Linked DNA regions of Homo sapiens: region 2 is linked to region 1. Evidence: chromatin contacts called from ENCODE Hi-C or POLR2A ChIA-PET data. All regions are on one chromosome and are shown on one strand. The core of a region is the stretch at or near the end of the contact, and the rest is flanking DNA. Distances in the headings are between cores, read along the strand shown.

Region 1 (5,828 bases), core at 2,233-4,732:
GTTTCTCCATGTTGGTCAGGCTGGTCTGGAACTCCCGACCTCTGGTGATCCACCCACCTCGGCCTCTCAAAGTGCTGGGATTACAGGCATGAGCCACCGCACCCAGTCCAGGCAAATGAACTGGACCGAAAACCAAAAGAACCAAAGAACCAAGATGTTGCTATGGGTGCTGCTATTTTGAGAACGCTTAATCTAGACTTTAGGCTAATACATATATTTTTTTATTTTTTTTTATTTTTTGGAGACAGTCTTGCTCTGTTGCTCTGTTGCCCAGGCTAGAGTGCAGTGGTGCGATCTCAGCTCACTGCAACCTCCGCCTTGTGGGTTCAAGCGATTCTTCTGCCTCAGCCTCCCAAGTAGCTGGGATTACAGGTGTGCACCGCCATGCCCAGCTAATTTTTTTTATTTTTAGTAGAGATGGGGTTTTACCATGTTGGCCAGGCTGGTCTCAAACTCATGGCCTCAAGTGGTCTGCCCGCCTTGGCCTCCCAAAGTGCTGGGATTACAGGTGTGAGCCACTGCACCTAGCCTAATTCATACTCTTATATCATCTTTGGAAGTCTGCCACGTAAAAGAGGTCTCATGGAAAATGGCTAGTTGGACACAAAGACTTTATCATGGAACAGAAAGAGAGGGCTACCAAGTTAGAAGCCTGATCTATTTAATTAGCTAAAATGTGGCTATGGGAGGGAGACCATTGTATCCATACCCTTTACTTTAGCTAGGAAAGGAGATTCGTTCACAGGTGGAGTCTAACAATTAGTTTTGTTTCCTTGGGCAATTCTCTTGACCTGTCTGGCTCACTTTTCTAATCTATAACATAAAAGGGCATAACTCGACCAATATTTCCCAAACTCTACCATTTCAACCTTCTCATTTATTGTTTCTCAGACTAGCATTCCGTCAAGCCCTGTTCTGCAAAATTTGTCTTGAAGTGTTCAGGTGTCATATTTAGGAAATGTGACGTGCTATATCACCCTCTGGAAGATTCACATTTACTCAGTCACTCACTCAGTCATTCATTCATTAAATAAATAGTTGCTGATTGCCAGCTGTGTGCCATACAGCAACATGAACCACCCCAAAACTTAATGGCTTAAACAGTAACTTCCTGTCATCTCGCTCAGTGCTGAGGGTTCATCGGGCTCAGCTAGGCTGTTCTCACTTGGGTTTCAGGCAGGTGCAGTCAGGTGTTGGCTGGTGTGGCAGTCATGGGAGGCAAGGGCTCAAGCCCACAAGACCCATTCACATGGTGGGCAACTGATGCTGCCCATCTGCTGGGGAATGGCAGCTTTGAGGTGCCCTCCAGTGCAAGCCCAGCCAGAGACCAGACATTGAAGCTACCAACCCCATAAGGCCAGTGCCCAGAAACTGGCAGGATCACTTCAACTGTCAAAGACAGAACCTACCCAGAGACAAGGGCGGAGGACGCAGACCCAGCAAAGGCAAAGAATCTGTTGCCGTCTGTAAGCTGCCACACCCTTTGCTAAAGAAACCAATTTATCTTTCTTTTTTCTTTTCTTTTCTTTTTTTTTTTTTTTAAGACAGAGTTTCGCTCTTGTCGCCCAGGCTGGAGTGCAATGGGGTGATCTCGGCTCACTGCAACCCCCACCACCCGGGTTCAAGTGATTCTCCTGCCTCAGCCTCCCGAGTAGCTGGGATTACAGGCATGTGCCACCATGCCCGGCTAATTTTGTATTTTAAGTAGAGGCGGGGTTTCACCATGTTGGTCAGGCAGGTCTCAAACTCCTGACCTCAGGTGATCCGCCTGCCTCAGCCTCCCAAAGTGCTGGAATTACAGGCATAAGCCACTGCGCCCGGCCTACCTTTCTTTAATCTGCAATTTCCTAAAATGATTTGATCCATGGAATTATCTTTCAGCTTCTTCTGTGACTCACATATTTTATTGTAGAGTTCTGTGAAATATTGATCAGAGAAGCCCAAACCTAAGATATTGCTTAAAAGTTCCTTCCTGTTCAAAAATTCTGTTAATCTATGTTGCATTTCTAGAATCACAGGTCCAGTTGGGGATTTAGAAACACTTCTTGGGAAACCCTGAGTTAGGGATATTTAAGAGGCCATGTCTTTTTTCTCTGTTCTTTTAAAAGATGGAAGTAACCTTAGTTGAATTTTTTTTCACCTCTCCTCGGCTTGAGGTTTGGTATGCATTACTTGACTTAATTATATTAGCAAGCGTATTATTAAAAGGTCCCTCAAAACCCATACCCTGTGCTCAGGAGCCTTCTTTCGTGGAACTGTCAGGCACATGGAAGGCTGTGGACCTGATAAGCCTTTGAGAGGAAATTTCCTGAACCACAGAGCACTTCAAAACTATTCAACTAAGTAGAGCATAATCATCTAGATAAACAAATGAATCAGCCTTCTAATTGCCCCGTTAGCTTTCTCACTTTCTCACCACCACAGCCCAGTTCTCTCTCTCCTGGCCTCTTAGCCCATCTCCTGGATCTCATTCTTCTCAGCCTGAGCCTGGGGGTCGGGGGAGAAGGTAACTGTGTAAAGGGAGCCAGGTGCAGGGGCTGGGCGGCCCCTCTGCTCTCTTAACTCTCCACATCTTACTGAATGCCACAGTCACCAGACAATTGGTCTAACCCTGTGATCCGCAGGTGTTTTGAAAATAGCTAAACAGGCTGGGCAAGGTGGCTTGCACCTGTAATCCAGCACTTTGGAAGGCCAAGGCCGGCGGATCACCTGCAGTCAGGAGTTCGGGACCAGCCTGGCCAACATATTGTGAAACCCTGTCTCTACTTAAAAAATACAAAAAGTAGCTGGGCGTAGTGGCGCATGCCTGTAATCCCAGCTACTTTGGAAGCTGAGGCAGGAGAATCGCTTGAACCCGGGAGGTTGAGGTTGCAGTGAGCCGAGGTCGCGCCACTGCACTCCAGTCTGGGTGAGAGGGTGAGACTCCATCTCTAAAAAAGAAAGAAAGAAAGGGAGAGAGGGAGGGAGGGACCGAGGGAAGGAAGGAAGGAGAGAGAGAAAGAAAGAAAGAAGGAAGGAAGAAAAGAAAAGGAAGGAAGGAAGGAAGAAAGAAGACATCTAAACGGTTGGTTTGACTGAATTCAGCTCAGTCCAAGAAGCAGAGCCTGTGAGAGTTTGAGGGAGAAAGAAAAATAGAAAAGACACTGTTTCCTTAAGAAGAAATATTTGCCTAAGAGGATCGTGGAGGGTCCTGCGAATCTTGCAGTTTTTAAAGAAACGTCTTGCCATCGACTGAGATTTCTCAAAACTGAATTTTGCATTTCCCAGTTTTGCTTCCTGTGAGGTGACGGCAGCTGTCACTAACCTGACATCAACCCTGATGCTGCTCGTCAGGTTCGTGTAAGCTCGGGTTCTAGCCCACTTTCCCAGCTACTGCAGTGTCACAGTCCTGTGGGCAATCTTTGTCAGGACTGATCGTTTGGCCCATTACGCATCACTGTGTTTGTAATAAAAATATTTACCCAAGCCGGGCCACGGTGGCTGCTGCGTGAAGCCTCAGCGGCGTTGACTCATCATGTCTCCACCTGTTCTTTCTCAGAGTTAAGGATCTGGTAGCAGTTTTCTGCCTAGAGTGATATTTCCTACAATGTTAGAGAACCTTTCTCTGACTGAGTTCCCACTTGTATTATCTGATTTTCTTCTCCAGTATTTTTATTTATTGCATTCGGGCATGTGAATTTGGAAGCTGCTGAAATAGAAATGGGGTAGATTAAGAGTTTTCTTTTAAAACCCTTTCTACTGTCTTATTTGGATTGTGGGGTGTGTGTGGGAGGGTGTGTGTGCGTGCACGCGAGAGTGATGGTAAATCCATATACCTTCAAAGGCAAATCCGCACATCTTTATAGTGCCAGAAATCTTTTTTAAATAGGCTAATTAAGATAGCAAACCTAAGTAGACCTCCTACCGCTGGTCCCTGCTGTCAGGTACTTTGCCTAAAACCATATAATGTTCACTCTCTCTGCCTTTTTATTGGCAAAGAAGAAAGACTAATTGGCCCCATCTCCATCTCACATTGTAATTACTGTTCTCCCTGTGATATCACCTCTAACACGTGAGGAACACATTCACTTCATGCAGACTGTAGATTGAGCTCAACGCTTCAAAGCTGGATTAAATTTGTGCAAAAATTAAATATTCTACAGAATTTTGCAAGTGCCTCATCTGTCCCAGGGACTGAGCCTGGAATTAAAAGGCAAACAAGGTTGAATAAGACTTTGGCAACATGCTCCTTGCCCAGAAAGAGTTTGTGATTCAAGAAGGAAAATAAAACATATGCACAAAAGGGAAAAAATGATAATATAAGAGAAAACATGATCTTTGCGTAAGAGAAATGGCAAGTATTATGAGATTTCCAGGGAGGCAGGAACATTTGCAATCAGGTCTTCTAGGAAGAGGTGACACTTAGCTAGAGTTTAGGATAGCAGTAGGACTTCAATAGGTAGAAATGCAGGGAAGGGCCTTGTAGGTGGAGTCGCAGCCGGTCAGGTAGTTCAGACCATGGAGATGACAACTGCTGGGAGAAAACTAGCATGAGATAAGCTTTTGAAGGTGTGTCAGAGTCAGATTATGGAAGACAAAGGGAACTACATGTACTGTCTACCTGCAGTACTAGGCAAGGCCTCAGCACAGGTCAGTTAAGGATCTGGAATTGGGCTGGGTGCTTAGCTTCTCTGAGTCCGAGTTTCCTGATCCTAAAAAATAGAGGAATAAGGCCAGGTGCAGTGACTCACGCCTGTAATCTCAGCACTTTGGGAGGCTAAGGTGGGCGGGTCACTTGAGGCCAGGAGTTCAAGACCAGACTGGCCAACATGGCAAAACCCCATCTGTACTAAAAATACAAAAATTAGCCAGGTGTGGTGGTGCATGCCTGTAGTCTCAGCTACTCAGGAGGTTGAGGCGTGAGAATCACTTGAACCCCGGAGGCGGAGGTTGTGGTGAGCCAAGATCGCGCCACTTCACTCCAGCCTGGGTGACAGAGAGAGATTCTGTCTCAAAAAAGAAAAAAAAAGAAAAAAAGAAAGAAAAGAAAAAAAAAGAAAATAGAGGAATAGTAGAACATGGTTATGAAGATTAAATGAGGTGTTGCATTTTAAAAAGTCTAACATGCAATAAACTTTCAATAAATGAAGGCTGTTTTAATTTTATGACAATTCTCAATAAGTTTATAAGTCTTATTTCTATTTGGGGAAGCTGAAGCAAAGAGAAGTTTGGAAATTTGTCCAAGGCCACATATCTAACATCTGGCAAAAGCAGCAGTTGGAACCCTTGTGTCTCTGATTCACTCACTTTTGCTCTTTTCACTAGAATGCATTGTCTCCATGCAGGAAAAGTTTGGAGGTTATTTTATAAGCAAGAGGGGAGCAATTAGAGTCATTTGAACAGGGGAATAACATCATCAGAAATTGCTGTATAAGCATGTGTCCAGCTACAGCATGAAATGGGATGGAATTTTTTTTTTTTTTTTTTTTTTTTAGATGGAGTCTTACTCTGTTGCCCAGACTGGAGTGCAGTGGCACGATCTCGGCTCACTGCAACCTCCGCCTCCCGGGCTCAAACAATTCTCCCTTCCTCAGCCTCCTGAGTAGCTGAGATTACAGGCACCTGCCACCACGCCTGGCTAGTTTTTGTATTTTTTAGTAGAAACAGGGTTTCACCATGTTGGCCAGGCTGGTCTTGAACTCCTGACCTCAGGTGATCTGCCCACCTCAGCCTCCCAAAGTGCTGGGATTACACACATAAGCCACCGCACCCAGCGGAGATGGGGTGGATTAGAGCAGCGGTCCCCAACCTTTTTTGGCACCAGGGACCAGTTTCATGGAAGACAATTT
Region 2 (5,845 bases), core at 1,289-3,788, 110 kb before region 1:
GTGCTATGAGAATTAATTGAATTGATGCCAGAATGGAAACAATATTTAATCAAAATTCAGAAAATGGATGAAAACATCTTCATTCTCAGTAAATGAATGCCTCCACTCATAGCAGAAGGCTGAAGTTTGCATGTAATAATATTGACATGTTGTTATTATATATTTTGTCATTTCACAATCGGCTAAATATTTGATTATTGACAAATTCCAAGTGTCAAACTTTGGTATAGTGAATTTGCTCACTTCTCAAAGCATAAATACTCCATATTTTATTGTCAAGATGCTATTATTTATGTCAGTAGTAACAACTAGTATTTCTATAGCATTTGGCCTCTGGGGGACTCCAGACAGTTTCTATTTATTGCCTTATAATGCTGTAATCTTGTTTTGTCACCAAATAATAGTTGGAAAAACTGAGCTTCAAGAAAGATAACTTGTCCAGAGTTTCTCACCAACTGCCCTCCCCTCTGCTTAGGACCAAAAGAATTATATTCTAACGTGGGTCTAATGTTGTTTCTTTTATTAGAAGAAACAACTATTTCCTGCTTTTAAAAAGTCATCACTATTGAATTTGCAAGGAAATGGATACATCCAAACCAAAGGAAGGACAGTGCTCTCATAAGGCCAATTAAATATAAAAGTTTCTCATCAGATGGTTAATTTGAGAAGTTAGAAGAACGCTGTCTGGAGAGAACAGATTCTTAAATGCAGGGAATACTACAGGAGTGAATGAAAATGGCACCATGTAAACCAAAATAACTATCCATGAGTTAGGAAGAGGACAACCTATTTGGAAGTATAAACTTCCCTGCAATACCAAAACCTTGTTTTAAAGAAACATAACGGAGTGGCCAAGCATGGTGGCTCACGCCTGTAATCCCAGCACTTTGGGAGGCCAAGGCGGGCAGATCACAAGGTCAGGAATTCGAGACCAGTCTGGCCAATATGGTGAAACTCGTCTCTACTAAAAATACAAAAATTAGCCAGGCCTGGTGGCCTGTAGTCCCAGCTACTCAGGAGGCTGAGGCAGGAGAATCACTTGAACCCGGGAGGTGGAGGTTACATTGAGCCGAGATTGCACCACTGCACTCCAGCCTGGGTAACAGAGCAAGACTCCGTCTCAAAACAAACAAACAAACAAACAAACAAACAAACAAAAAACACAAAAAAACCCATAAAGTCGGCAGGTTAAAGGACCCAATTAGTGCAGTGATTGGTCTGACTGCATGGTTCAAATCCTGCCTGTCTCTTTAGTTGGATGTCATTTTCAACAACGTAAGGTATTTGTCCTCTTTCTGTGCCTCTGTTTCCTCATTTATAAAAGATAGGCAGGCCGGGCACAGTGGCTCACGCCTGTAATCCCAACACTTTGGGATGCCGAGGTGGGTGGATCACCTGAGGTCAGGAGTTCGAGACCAGCCTGATCAACATTATGAAACCCCATCTCTACTAAAAATACAAAAAATTAGCTGGGCATCGTGACGGGCACCTGTAATCCCAGCTACTCGGGAGGCTGAAGCAGGAGAATCACTTGAACCCAGGAAGTGGAGGTCTCAGTGAGCCAAGATCACGCCATTGCACTCCAGCCTGGGCAACAAGAACGAAACTCCATCTCAAAAAAAATTAAAATTAAAAAAAAAAATAAAAGGCAATAATAATACCTGTTTCACAGTAGTAAATGACATAAGAACTTAAAGTGTTAAACACAATACACAAACATTAGTGAATTCCCAAAAATTACTGTATAGAATTAGGTGACTGAAGAATAAACTCTGTTCATTATTTTCTTTGGTTATTACAGTTCAAAGTATTATGAAAAGCAGAATAGCTTTTCTCATTCTAATAAGTATATTTCTCAGTAAAATAAAATCTGACACTTTTCATATTTTTGAGATCACAGATGTTCTTTCTTCTGATGAGTAAATATTGTGGAATGTTAGAGTGGAAACGTCTTCCAAGTATATTTGGTTCAGCAGTTGTTCACCATTCACATTTTTATTAAAGTCTTTTATTGTGTGGTATTTCATGCATTATAGTGTGTGATATGTTAATTGAAAATATTTAATTTGTGGAATAGAGTTTTGTCAAATCCATTCTTTTGTTAAGCATCAATACATATAAAATAGATGCCTCTCCCAGAAGAATTTGAAGTTATAGCATGCTGTTTTCATTTTAGATCATAGCAGAACTTCAGACAACCATTTCCTCTCTGAAAGAAGAGAACAGCCAGCAGCAGCTTGCTGCAGAAAGGCGGCTCCAGGATGTTAGACAAAAGTTTGAAGATGAGAAGAAGCAGCTGATTAGAGATAATGACCAAGCAATCAAGGTAATCTGAAGACTTCAGTAACCAGTGGTACCAGCTGCTTTAATGTAATTAAAAGGAGGGCTGAAATCCCAGCAGTGGGCAGATGAATGCGGGTATCTGGCTTGTTCACACAGCCTGCAGTAATTCCATTCACTGGACTCTACCTTTGATGTATCCAGTGACTCAGGCTGACTTCCCTCTAAGAGATCGCATGCCAGCATAAAAAGTCATTTTTGGCAAGCCCAATCCATTCACATTGAACAAATATTTTAAAAATACTCTGTCCTTTCTCTTGAGAACCACTTTGGAATTGTCTCTTGAAATTAGAATGACTGTTTGAGCCCAGCACTGCTGGCTGTTAAAGTCAGAAGTCAGCTTCCAATTTGCATTCTGTTCTTTGCCCACATCCTTTCATTATGTATTCGCATAATGAGAAATAACCTGTTCGATGCTTGGAATGCCAACCATTTGATGTGCTTTGACACAGTACAGGATAGATGTGTTGCTGCTGAGAAACTAGGTTGTTTCCAAATGACTTCAGAGAATCACACCCTTAATAGCACCAGAAAATTCTCTGGACCCCGATTCTTTCAGTGATAGGCAGTTAGATCTTCAAGTAGTTTTTTCTTGGCTTCATAGCAGTGAATATTATTGTATGTGTCTACATCATACTGGGTTTAATGTGTGAGGATAAGCATCTGGAAACCTTTATAAATAAGGTTTAAAAGAGAACAAAAAATTTTTAAAGAATTCCCAGCAAAAGATTATTTTTCAGCGACTTTAGTTTGACATAACAATACTTAAAGCGTGTGGAGTAATCATACAAAGCAAAGAACAATAAAAGAAAAATTGGGGTTTTACAGCTGCCCTTTCCTGCCTCACCTCTGCATCTTCTTTTTCTATAGCCTGTTGCAGGCAATCTGAGTAACGTTGGGAAGAGTTAGTGTTAATGTCAGTTGCTTTTTATATATTCCCTTTAAGCTGAGACAACACTAGATAGAATAAAAAGCCTTAACAGATGGATAAAACCTTCAAGGCCATTACATCCGGCCTCTTCACTTTACCATTGAGGACTTTTTTTTTTTTAATGACATTTTTCCTATGTATTTCCACCTGCAAGCTTATTTCCCCTACCTGTGTTATAAGACCAAAAAAAAAAGAGAGATTTTTTTTTCATATTCTGGTGGTTTAAAAACATCTTTCAAGTTTTTTTCATTTACAAATGCACAGGAAGTGCCTCCATTGATCTATATAACTGTTTTGCTTCACATAAACTGCATTGCATATTTTGTTTAAATTGTTTTAGTTCTATAAAATTTAAATATTAAGTGCATTTCTGTTTCACTTTATGTCCAAATACCAAGTAGTAGGTAATATCCAAATTTTAAATGAGCAATCAAATCTAAATATAAGCAAAAATGGAAAATATGAATATACTCCTGACAGCATAGTTCTGGTATTGTTTCTTGATGATTAAAAAAATCTTGAAAGAATTATAATTAGTACAGTTGCTCATTTTAAACTAATTCTTACAGTTTTAATTATTTAATTTTTAAATTACTTAATTTTTAAATTATTTAATAATAATTTAGTTATTAATTCTTACAGTTTTATAATATATATAAAAACTATATGTACCATATGTTACCTGAAAAATATTAAAATTACAATATAGGTAAGATATAGCTAAGTTTTGATTCACTCACTTAGATTATACATAAAGTAAATGACATTTCTTTTTTACTAACCTATATTAAAGTTGCTAAGGTAATTGATTCATTAGTGTTTATTGCCTTGGCTCTTTTTTTAAGGCTGTATCACAAAAAATACTGTGAATAACAGCTGATATTTACTCATCACGTACTATGTTCCAGGCTCTGCCATTTTCATTCATCTCATGTTCCATTATCTCATTTAAGCCTTATGGTAATCTTCATGAGGAAGGTATTTCTGTCATCCCCATATTACAAATGGGGAAACTGTGACTATGAGGTTAAATAACTAGCCCAAGATCATCCTGCTGAACAGTTGGCAGAGGCAGTTTCAAGCCACAATCTGTCTTACTTGAGAGCCTCAACTATTAACTATTATACCATACCCCAGTGTACTACATTCTGTCCATGAAAATGAGTCAAATGACCAAGTGCCAAAATGAACCTAGATAGATATTCTCATTCTATTCTTCTCTCTGCATGAATGATATAACATTTTTGCAACAGGTGTTTGATTTGGACATTCTGATTATATTTAAGTGTTTTGTACACATAGATTTAGGTACATGAATAGATATTGATACTCAGAGAGAGGCACAGCCACTATGAGGCTTGATTTTCTGGGACCAAATACATTTGTCTGCAGATATATTCAATAATGCCATAAAAGTAGCGTGCATGCTAATTGTGAGACATACTTCACTCCACTTCTGGGTTGATGATGAACTGACCTCTTTCAAGCTGGTGATCAAGAATGGAGACAGAGAGTAAACCTAGTACTCATTCTGTCAGAGCTTATAATAATGCTTCCTCAGATAAATCATTAAAGTAATTCTAGAGAAAATTTGAGGTATACTGAAACCCACTTAAAGGGTCACCAGTCAGGTGCAATATAACTTGATAAAACATTTCTTGAGGATAATTTGGCAATACCTATCATTATTAAATTGCCTGAGAGATATACCTAGCCTTTGACCATTTTCAGAATTTGCCCAAAGGTGGCAATTAATAATCGCACTAAGCTTTAGCTAATCAAAAAGATGCTTGTTCTAGCTTTCATCCTTTCAGTCAATAGTTATTTATTTAGCTCCTCTTATGTGACAGGTACCTGCAACACCAGCATTCTCTATATCCTTTCTATATTTTTAACTATAGCAAATACACTGAAAACTGTGCACTATAGGAAATGACGTTGGAGAGCATATATAAGGATATTGAAAATGTTCACATGATATTTTTCAGTGAAAATGCACATCCCAAAACATATAGATATGAGCTCATTTTTGCAAAACAAAAGTATAACTCAAGAGAAAAAAAGACTACAGTTATATCAAAATTTTACTAATGGATATCTCTGAGTGGTAGAATTTATGATTTTTTAATTTTATCTATATTTAAACTATAATAGCACTTTTGCACAGAGAAGCAATAAAAATTGTTTGGTAAAAAGGGAAAAGCTACCAGCCTGAAGAAATCCATTGAACATTATGGGAATAGTGGTAGGTGAGACTAACAGCAGGCATGATCCTCACTGTCCAAGAAACAACAGATGAAGTAAGGTCTTTTAGAAAACAGAATTCCTTTAGTGTAAAAAGAGTTACACAAACGAACAAAATTCGTAAGAGTAGATTTTTTTTTTTTGAGATGGAGTCTTGCTCTGTTGCCCAGGCTGGAGTGCAGTGGCACGATCTCAGCTCACCGCAACTTCCGCCTCCCGGGTTCAAGCAATTCTCCTGCCTCAGCCTCCCAAGCAGCTGAGATTACAGGTGCCCACCACCACGCCTGGCTAATTTTTGTATTTTTAGTAGAGATGGGGTTTCACCATGTT

The links. Hi-C counts contacts between places; a loop is a spot of excess contacts on that map. ChIA-PET counts read pairs that join two places held with the same protein, here RNA polymerase II (POLR2A). Pooled maps may share reads with other maps.
Region 2: a pooled map shows a loop between it and region 1 (4-fold over the local background). The contact joins two enhancer-like sites. A Hi-C loop is called at or near these places in 1 of 168 maps with a recorded cell type or tissue (PC-3) and 1 of 50 pooled maps. POLR2A ChIA-PET finds 5 or more read pairs at or near these places in 1 of 52 experiments (activated CD4-positive, alpha-beta T cell).

The regions. Positions count from the first base shown.
Region 1 is chr17:65,626,090-65,631,917 of GRCh38, reverse strand. No RefSeq gene overlaps it. Among named protein-coding and RNA genes, the nearest start is that of AXIN2, 67 kb to the right of the region's middle. RefSeq lists an enhancer at 2,204-2,703. Within about 2 kb of position 3,482, at least 8 of the 41 ENCODE cell types and tissues checked have a DNase peak (open chromatin) inside an H3K27ac peak, as active enhancers do; they include PC-3, where a contact is called at or near this core.
Region 2 is chr17:65,739,549-65,745,393 of GRCh38, reverse strand. CEP112 (centrosomal protein 112) reads left to right here. Exons shown (of 27, transcript NM_001199165.4): 23 at 2,177-2,326. Among named protein-coding and RNA genes, the nearest start is that of AXIN2, 180 kb to the right of the region's middle. Within about 2 kb of position 2,538, at least 2 of the 41 ENCODE cell types and tissues checked have a DNase peak (open chromatin) inside an H3K27ac peak, as active enhancers do; they include PC-3, where a contact is called at or near this core.